Regions from separate parts of the Homo sapiens genome. Here region 2 is linked to region 1. The links are chromatin loops, found by intact Hi-C in ENCODE. Cell type or tissue: MCF 10A. All regions are shown on one strand.

Evidence for each region. A loop is a pair of places that touch in the nucleus more often than their neighbours do. Peaks named below come from ENCODE experiments on the same cell type or tissue, not always from the same donor. Only the 100,000 strongest peaks of a DNase experiment are listed, where the experiment ranks them.
Region 2: a loop joins it to region 1, with 2.6 times the contacts of the local background. A loop is called at or near these places in 2 of 110 quality-filtered maps.

What each region holds. Positions count from the first base shown.
Region 1 is chr6:10,082,443-10,087,442 of GRCh38, forward strand. It overlaps the pseudogene OFCC1. Among named protein-coding and RNA genes, the nearest start is that of TFAP2A-AS2, 320 kb to the right of the region's middle. RefSeq lists a silencer at 30-230. In MCF 10A, a CTCF peak has its summit at 2,260; DNase peaks (open chromatin) are centred at 129 and 2,379.
Region 2 is chr6:10,235,045-10,240,044 of GRCh38, forward strand. No RefSeq gene overlaps it. Among named protein-coding and RNA genes, the nearest start is that of TFAP2A-AS2, 170 kb to the right of the region's middle. In MCF 10A, no CTCF peak of the experiment used is centred here; a DNase peak (open chromatin) is centred at 2,817.

The DNA.
Region 1 (5,000 bases):
TCTTGATTCTAGTATATGAAGCTGTGAATCACTCCTGTTAGACCTGTTGAGTAAAACAGGAAACTTGGGGAAATAAAAAAGGGAAGCAGTGTCAAAAGCAGAATGGATTGCCTCATAGCTATCAACTCATCCTCTCTGCGGTGGGGCTTTTTTTTTGCAGTGAAGTCTTGGAGGAAATAAGGGAACATGAGGGAAGGAAGATCCTGGCCTTGGACATCTCTTTTTATCCTCAGTCAGGAGAAAGACAGACAGAAGTGTGTGGAAGCATAAATGACTCATGTTTTGGCATAAGATTTTTATGGGCAGCCAAGTTACTGGATATCCCCAAGACTTCAGTGGACCCTAAAAGTGCTTAGAGGAAAATGCATAAGTCAGGAAAGCACTGAACACTTGACTGAGGACAGACAAATGCACACCATATTGATTTCAACAAAGCTAAATACTCAGTAAGCAGCGACTCATTAAAAATTGAGTGAGGAGAGTTGCTGAACAGTTTCTAGGAAGCAAAAGATGGCCAATGAAACAAACAGCTCCACACCCAATGTTACAAAATATCATTGCCTTGGGATTTATTTAGTGTTGGTGTTTGTTTTCTATTAATGAACTTCATAGGATTTTAAATTTTACTTTTGACTTCAGCTCCTCTACCATATATTTTTCTTAAAGTCTAGGACTTCGGATTATGGAAAGACTACTGTGTGTGTGTGTGTGTGTGTGTGTGTGTGTATGCATGTGCACACACTCATGTATCCATGTGTACATTACGTTGGCTTAAAACATGTAAAAGTGTGTACATATATGTGCTTGAGATATAGCTCTACACTATATGTATACACACACATACTCAAACATAGGTATGTACACACAGACGACATGTACCTTGCTCTCCTTTAGATGTGGAAACCTCTAGTGTGGAGTCTGTATCATATGGTTCTCATATAGTGCAACATTTATAGCACTGGTTAAGTGCTGAGCACAACATGAGCACTTAACAGATACTAAAAATGTTTTTAAACTTTAAGAGAGGAGAAGTTTAAAAATCCAGTCCCTTTGAAAGCGTTTAAAGTAACATAAAAATTCAAAGGAATAGAGGCACCATTTGGTTAATTAAAGCATCTTCTGATAAACCTTTGATATGGCTGACTGCAACATTAAGTGGCAAAGTGGCCACTTGTCCAGGACAACCCCAAACCCTAAAATTCTTGTGGTGGAGAAAACTATTTGGAAATATTTCTCTAAATTAATTCAAAAGTGTCTGAGGTCTTCTCATTTTTATTGTTCTCCCTAAAGAATATAAAGTGGAAAGAGTAATGAAAATAATTTATTTGAAAGACTGAGAAAATAATTCCTTAAATAGTTTACAAGTAGCCAAAGATGCATGATATTGGTAGTGCTGAAAGGAAGGGAAGAAGAGAGGGAGAGACGGAGGGAGGAAGGAAGGGTGGCAGAGAGGAAGAGAGGGAAGAGGAACAAAGAAACAAAAAGAAAAGAAAAGAAACACTGCAGCTGTGAATTGACTCCAGACCAGAGTATATTCTTTCTTCATCTGAGGTATTCTTAATACATTCCTGAAACTTCCAGAAGGATTTTCAACAGTTGAATGGGCCAAAGGAACTTGCATAGTCTCCACGTCCAAAGGCCAAACTCCGTTAAGGGAATGTAAATATATACCCTTAGGGTAGCATCCAGGGATACGGAATAAAAATGTTTGCTTATTCATGTATATATCCCCAAGACTGTAGAAAGCTCCTCTTCTTAAGAATATAACCTTTCAAGATGCAGGGACAAGAAAAAGCAGAAGAAAGAAAAAATACTAATGTCTCAGCAGCTCGACTGTGCATCTGAGAAAGACTTGACAGGCGACTCGGCACATCACGTCAATCTCATCTTAAAACCAAAATTCTGATGTCATATGGAGATGGCACACTGACATTCACTGAGCTCATGCTTAAGGGATTTCTCATCATGCGTGTTCAGACACTATCCCTTTTTAGAGTCTTGATCTGTGTCTCACTGGCTGAGCACTCAACAGGGAGGGAGTAGGTAGCTCATATTGCTTGCAGAATTTACATAAAGTGCTTAAACAGATATGTAAACCCTGGGTGACTTGCCAGGCATGGTAGTAAAATTTCTCAGCAGGCGTGATACCCTGTAGCGAGGACCTTCTAAATGGACTCACAGGGAGAAATGGGGCGGTTCAAAGGTAAAGACAATAGTTTCAAGCCTACACCAAGGCGAGCTGGCACAGGGATTGCCACAGAAAGAGAGGTGGCAGTGTTTAACCACTCCAGTTCTGGAAAACTCCATCCATCCCTCCTCCACCACCACCACCACCACCACCTCCTCTTGCTCAACACAGTGCTTCAAAGGAGCTTGGTGAATGGGCGAGTCTTGGGCGATGGGACTGAACACAACCTCCTGCTCACTGGGCCACCTGGATTGCCTAATAGCTGTCAACTCATCCTCTCTGCGGTGGGGCTTTAGTGTTGCCCTGAAGACAGCACAGCACAGCGGCTGGTAAGCCAGGACCTTTGATCCTTGCAGTCTCCACTATCGGGGCTTTTTCCCCCTCTTTTTCTGTCTTTCTCCAAACTTTGAAGATAATGAGTCTTAAATATTTGCAAGTAATTAGAAGGTGTGGCTGCCAAGGAAAAGTGAGTATTTTTCTTTTAAATGGGAAGAGTAGGTACTGTGCTCATCACACATCTCTAATTATATCACATGTGCTTATTTGGTCTCTGATAAACTGATCTGGCCCTGGTAGGGAAACCACACCTAGGAAGTAATGAGCCCCTCCTGCAACAATAATAGCCATTAAGAGGCGAGAAGCAGAGTGTCACCATGAGTTAATTATTTATCATTTACTGACAACTTCATCCTTCAACTTGCTTTTCAGCTTCAATATCTGAACAATGGAAGTAAGGGGACTGTGTATTCTCCTACAGGAACAGAGCAGATGATTTCAGAAAATACTATATGAAGTCTCCTTTTATTATGCATTTAAACAATTTTACTGAAAAACAAAGTCACCCTCTATCTCTAGGTTCATTTTTGGTACTTTTCATAGTGTGTGTGTGTGTGTGTGTGTGTGTGTGTGTGTGTGATGAAAGGACACATACAATTTGAAATGTGAGCAATACTTTATTATCCATTGCTAATGAAGAAAAAATCAGAAAGTCTAAAGGAAGCAAATACATAACTAAATGGATCACTGGGATAAAACCTTTACCCATATGAAACGTCCAACAGCTACCCTGAAGGGTAAAAATAAAAATGATAGCTTGGCTTATTCAGTCATTCTCCCACTTGACCGAACAATCTCTCAGCATAGAGAAGATGCACGCAATTATCTCACCCTGTAGGATTTGGCCAAGGTCTATGTAGTAGAACTTTCTTTCCTCCCCTATTTCTATCTCAGATGTAAAAAGGACATTTCAGATCATTTACCCAATGCCTTCATTTTACAAGGAATAAACTGAGGCACAGAGAAAGGCTGTTGGAGTGGCCCACGATCAAAAAATCAGCTAACAACAGATTCAGGTCTTCTGGTCCCACATAGAGTGGCAGCTGTCCTTGCCCTTACCCAGACTTTGCCTGTTCTCCAGTCCTTTAACAGGATGCTCCTAGCCAGCTGAGAGCCTTCACAGGCCTCGCTGCCCGTAGCCCAGCACCTGAAAAGTGAGGTTGTTAAACAGAGGCACTCACAGTCTTTCCTAGTGAGTCCGCTTTTCAATTTATAAAAGATAAAACGTTTTGGTAAGTTGTCAAAGTAGCAAAATGAGCTTCTTCCTCTACTCACATGTGTTGCTATGTGATGTTCACCTATTCTTGGGATTTTGTTTTCTTACACCTTCTAATTGTCTCATTGACTTTACCCTTTTAAAGGTGTGTGTGTGTGTGTGTGTGTGTGTGTGTGTAAACATATATGCATGCATGTATCTACACAAATATATTTTTTCCTGTTCAAACTACTCAACTAAGAAAGATGCATGAGAATATAAATAACACTTGTCTCACCTTTTTGAGTATTGACTTTGGACTATTTAAGAAGGATTTTAGTTTATGAGCTGTTGCCAAAGCATTTCAGTTTTTCTCTGAAGGCACTTCTCTAAGGCAAAATAAGGCTGAATAATGGCTTTTGGGGACAAGGGAAGTGGAAACTTATTTGTTTGTGTTTTTATAGGAACACAAATTAGAATAGGTTGAGGACTCCAGTATCCTCAATCCCAGAGGTATCCAGGGACGCTTCATTCTCAGCTCATGGCTGATTAGTACCCTCTTTTCTGAGAAACACAGGGGTTTGAGTCATTTATAGTATTTGACTAATCTCAGAATTTAAAGGAAAACTCAAAAGACTTTGAAAGTAAAAAGGCCATATAGGGCTGGGTGCAATGGCTCACGTCTGTAATCCCAGTACTTTGGGAGGCGAAAGCAGGAGACTGCTTGAGCTCAGGAGTTCAAGACCAGCCTGGGCAACATAGTGAGACCTCGTCTCTACAAAAAATAAAAAAAAATAGCAGGGCATGGCGGTGCCTACCTGCAGTCCCAGCTCCTTGCAAGACTGAGGCAGGAGGATTGCTTGACCCCAAGAGTTCAAGGTTACAGTGAGCTGTGATCATGCCACTGCACTCTAGCCTGGGCAACAGAGCAAAACCTCGACTCAAAAAAAAAAAAAAAAAAAGTAAAGAAAAGGGCCATATAGTAATATATGATACTAGATTAAAATCACAGGTTTCCAAGATGTCACTCATGGTTTTAAACATTTTACACGTATTAAATCATTTAATCCTTAAGACACCCCTGTAAGGCAGATACCATTATTATACCCACATTTCACATGAGGAAACTGAGACACAGAAGTTAGACAACAAGGTTACACCACTGGTCAGTGCTGAGCCTAGAAGTGGAGCCTGCACTCTGCACCCCAACACACTGCCCCCGGCCCCCGCCCAGTGAAAAGCAGGCTCCGTTCAAGAAACCAGGAAGCATCAGGTTGACAT
Region 2 (5,000 bases), 150 kb after region 1:
ATTGGTTTTACAGATAAAGGGGATGGGGTGTTACCACACTACTTTATGTTTTTACAGAAAAAAAAACAAAAACAAGCACGGCTAAGTGGCAATTATATTTTGCTACTATTGCCAATATGATTCTATTAACTATGTTAAGAAGCTATAAAGTAAAATATTTTGCTGGTTACTTCTTTAGTCAACTCGAGTAGATATTATCTCTTGACTAATGAATAAAGGTTCATTTGATTATAAAATGCAGTAGTATATTAGTGTGATCTTGGCGCATATTATATGTGGTACAATAGCTAACTGGCATAGATTCTAATTCCGATGCTTTTATGTAGGCCTTGCTTCCCTATTAAAATTGGAAGTGTTAATTTGCCAGTAATCACTCCACTTTCTCCTATCGTCTAGCAAAAAGGACAGGCCCTTACTGCATGGATAAAATGTAGTAATGCATTTAGTGCTAGGCCATGATTTTAGACCTCCAGCTGTTTTACTGGTTGTATAACTAAAAATAAGATAATGTTATGCTGGGTAACCACGGCTTTTGTAGGCATTCACATTTTACAAATCACTGCACAGTATGCAAACCATTATATTTTTTAAATGCTTAAATCCGACCTGGGAGTCTCACACTTCCATTATTAAAGAAGAGCTTGCTAGACTGTGAAGTGGTCTGAATCCTGGAAAGGGAAGCTGGTGGGCTGAGTTTATACTGTCCGAAAAATTCCTCCACACTACCCATTCCTGAAGCCCGGTTGAAAACAGGCATTCCTTGCCGTCAACGATGAAGAGCAGAATTGTCAAAGGTTGATGGGGTTTTTTATTTTTATTTTTATTTGATCTGTAAACCTCCTACTTATTCAAATAATGCAAACCAGAGAGCAGTATATTGAGCAAGAACAGTGGCGAGAAATAGCATGCCTCTCTAAACAGGCTTACATTAAAAATGAAGGATCAGAGGAAAGAACTTTGCTGGTTCACATCATGCAAACACATAAAAGTCCTGTGATATTTATACTTCTGTGATCTAATCAGAAGCCCAAAGCATGCTGTCTTTAACTGATTTATTTGTTTTGCATGAAAGCATTGATAAATAAGTAGAGCTATCCTGAGCCACATTTTTACAATGGCATCTGCTTTCAGAAATCCCAGTCATTCAGAACAAATGCTCCTGGAGCACAGTGTCCCACATAGACACAAATACTGGTAAGGACTTGGTGAAACTGTACGGTATCTGAAATTGCTCTCAAGGTTCTATGGATGATTTACATTAAAAACAACAACAACCCGACGACGACAACTGAGATGGCCTTTAACTTCTCCAAACACTGCATCCCATATAGAAACCCGAGTTTATGTAGAGGCATCTAAAGCTCATATAAATGTGGTTGCATTCCCTACTTGGGCAGGGAAGACAGAGATCCCTGGGAAGCGAAATGATTCAGGTGTCAGTCAATCAAGGCCAAATAAAAAGCAAAACGTGTGTAATTAGAAGTGCATACATGTTCAAGCAATGTTAGCTGATTCTTAGATCCAAATTTTAACTCGCTTTTAATCACCGAGTGAGTAGTTGGGAGGCTGATCATAGGAATGGAAGAGAGAAAATAGGCTTGTCTGTGACTTCCAACCATTACAATGTTGGTCGAGGGGCCAGAGAGGAACCAAAGGGATTTGGGAGGGTGTATTTGAAAAATGAGACTTAGTATATAGGAAATGAGATTAGAAATCACTCCATGTGTGAGCTTTTAGGAGTGGATTTCTATGTGGGATTGCTAGAGGGAGAGGGACAAGGTTATTGATTCTGTGAAAAAAAGTGAAGGTACAAAGATCAGTCAAAAATGTAGTGTTCCTGGGAATCCAGAAAAATTAAGGTGTATAAAACTCATCTTTTCTAACAAGTTCCTCATGTTCTTCAAGAGTGAAGACTAGAATCCCTTCCTTCCCCAGCCTTTGTCTCCTGCACAGGTACTGTTCGCTACTCTTAAGGATGCAAAACTGGGTCTTCCATTAAGGCAGGAATGGGCAGGACTCCGTTGGTCTAAAATGTATCTCCTATGGGGCCAGGCATGGTGGCTCATGCCTGTAATCCCAGCACTTTGGGAGGCCGCGGCAGGCAGATCCCCTGAGGTCAGGAGTTCGAGACCAGCTGGACAACATGGCAAAACCCCATCTCTACCAAAAATACAAAAATTAGCCAGGTGGTACGTGTCTGTAGTCCCAGCTACTCAGGAGACTGAGGCAGGAGAAGCACTTGAACCCAGGAGGCAGAGGTTGCAGTGAGCCGAGATCATGCCATTGCACTCCAGCCTGAGCAACAAGAGCGAAACTCCATCTCAAACTAAATAAATAAATAAAAATAAAATATATCTCCTGTTGGGTTTGGCTCGGGATCTTTAGAGCCAGAGGGGAACTTAGAATCCGTCTGGTGCAAACCTCTAATTTTATACACAGGGACCTGTGACACAGAGACGTTAAGTGGTTTGCCTGAGGTCACACAGCTAATAAGCCATGAATTAAGCCAAATCTTTCTGAGCCTAAGTCGTGTCTTCAAGTTAATAGTACCAGACTGTCTGTACTTTCAATTCTTTCCACTCCAAAAAGGCAACTGGGAATGGTGAAACTAATTCTTCAAAATCATACCTATCCCCTTCACAAGGGACAAAATCAAATGTCAGAAGATAAAATGTCACAAGCCATGCTTTGGCATGGACATGAAGCACAGTCTGAGAGCCTGTCTGAGTGGACAAGAGGCTGTGGCTGAGGAGTGGCCAGTGACGAGCAGGGTGTGGACAGAGGCCTCACCTCCCCTCGGAGCGCCAGATGGCAAGCACAACTTCTCTTTGAGTCACCAAATCACTGAGTCACACCTTTCCTTTCTGGCTGACTCCAGCTTAATCCGAAGGGTGAGGTGAATATTCCCAGTCCTAAACTGAAGACTGTGCCTTTTTTTTCTAGGGAAAATGAAAGACCTAAGGAACTTAGCTTGGGGTTTGGTTGTTCTTTTGAAGCTTAACAATATCTGCATCTCAGGCCAAATTAACAATTCACATATATGTATATAAAAACATAAACATATATATACATTATATGTACATAAACATATATATACATAAACATATATATACATAAACATATATATACACACCATAAACATATATATTAAAAAACCATAAAACAAAAACAAAGGCCAACTTTTAACATATATAATGTATAATACATATTATACATTATATATGCTTGACATGTTAAAGTATTATATAATACATATATATGTATTGTATATGCTTAACATATATGTTTAACATAGATAATACATACATATTATATAACTATATATGTTTAATATACATATGCTTAATATATATGTTTAACATATATATGTTAAAGTTGGCCTTTGTTTTTGTTTTACGGGTTTTTTTAATGTCCTAAAAAAGCCCTAGGGCCTTTGTAAGCATTTTCAAATAATGCCAAGTTCTTAACATTATCCTTTGAAGCCCTGCAAGTTCCAGCCAATTTGGCCCCTACTGTCTTCAAGTTTAAGTGCAACACTTTTACTTCAGAAAAATTAAACAACAGACATATGACATGAAGTCATCTAAGTATGTTGATGCTGTGTCTTCACATTTGCACCAGGTCCACAGATACGACCCCTCCACTCTCAGCCAATCCAGCTCCTAGGATTCAACGTTCTGAAATCCAGGCTCTTTTCGATCAGCTCATTGAAAGCGCGTTACCTCTGCACTCTGCCCTATCCCCACCTTCCTGGCTGTCCCATGTCTCAGCCTAATGACAACATATTAACTAATTTACTTTATCAGTCTTGTGGTTGCTGGGAAAATATTTCACAGATTAGATAACTTATTGAAGAAGGCTGAAAGTGCCTCTTCTCTCTAGCCTTGTGGCAATTAGTAGTCACTCAGCCCACCTACAGTTTGGTTCCCATCTCTGGAAGGTGCCCGGATGTTCTGAAGCCCTTCCTCTCATTCTTCCTTAACTATGCCAGGTATTCTGGAAAACTGAAAGGCCAGAATAACATCTCATTTCTCTCCCACTTCCCCCAAAATATTATATTCATTGAGTAGAGAAGCTTTTGACAAGGAAAGTCTTCAATAAACAAATAAAGCAGGCTTTTTTTAAAACTCTGAAGTTATCTCAAAGCAGATATCACATTCAAAAGATGATGAGAATTAGGCTTTCCCCCACCCACCAATCACTCTACTGAAAGCCATTAATATTATTAGTTGCAAATCCATTAGGTTAAATTGCCTCATCACATTTTCTAGACCATGATCTAGGAAATGTAAAGATGAGGGGTAAAGAGTGAGGACAGATTCCCCTGGAAGAGAAGTTATGACCACTCAGCAGGCAAGATTTTTCTACTGAAAGGGGGCAGTTCAGTGGGATTCTCTTAATGTGAAACCCTAGGGTTTCACATTAAACTTGTTAGTGTATAACTAGCACCCTTGCTTTTGCTAATTATATAAACCTGTTAGCTGCTATTATTTCTTGACCATTTCTTTAGTCAGTGTTGCCCACTCCCTAAGTTTAAAAAAGTTACATAAAGTTGTATTCATACCTCATCAGTGGGTGATGCTTCTGTATCTTTGTCCTCTGAAGATGATGTGGAGAGATAGCCCATCAACAGTGCCTTCTATAGCTCTAGAGATACCCTCCCTGGTCTCCGAGACTTTGGCTGTTAAGTTTGGTGCTGCTCAACATTTTAATATTTTTATTATTGCTATAGAAATATTTCTTAATTGTAGATGTTTAAATATCACTCGCCATTTGTTGAATCTCTAAGAAACTGGTGGGTTTTCTCATTTCTGCTTCAGAAACAAGGAAATAAGAGATTAGGTGGTACTCAGGATTAGTATTCTTCCTGAATCCTGTTTCACAGCTCCCTAAGAGGCAGCACCTGCACAAAGAGGGAAGAGGATGGGCATCTTTTTCTTGGAAGCAGGAGCACCTGGGTCCCAGTCCAGGCTTGCTCAGCCTTTCCCTAGCTGTGTCAC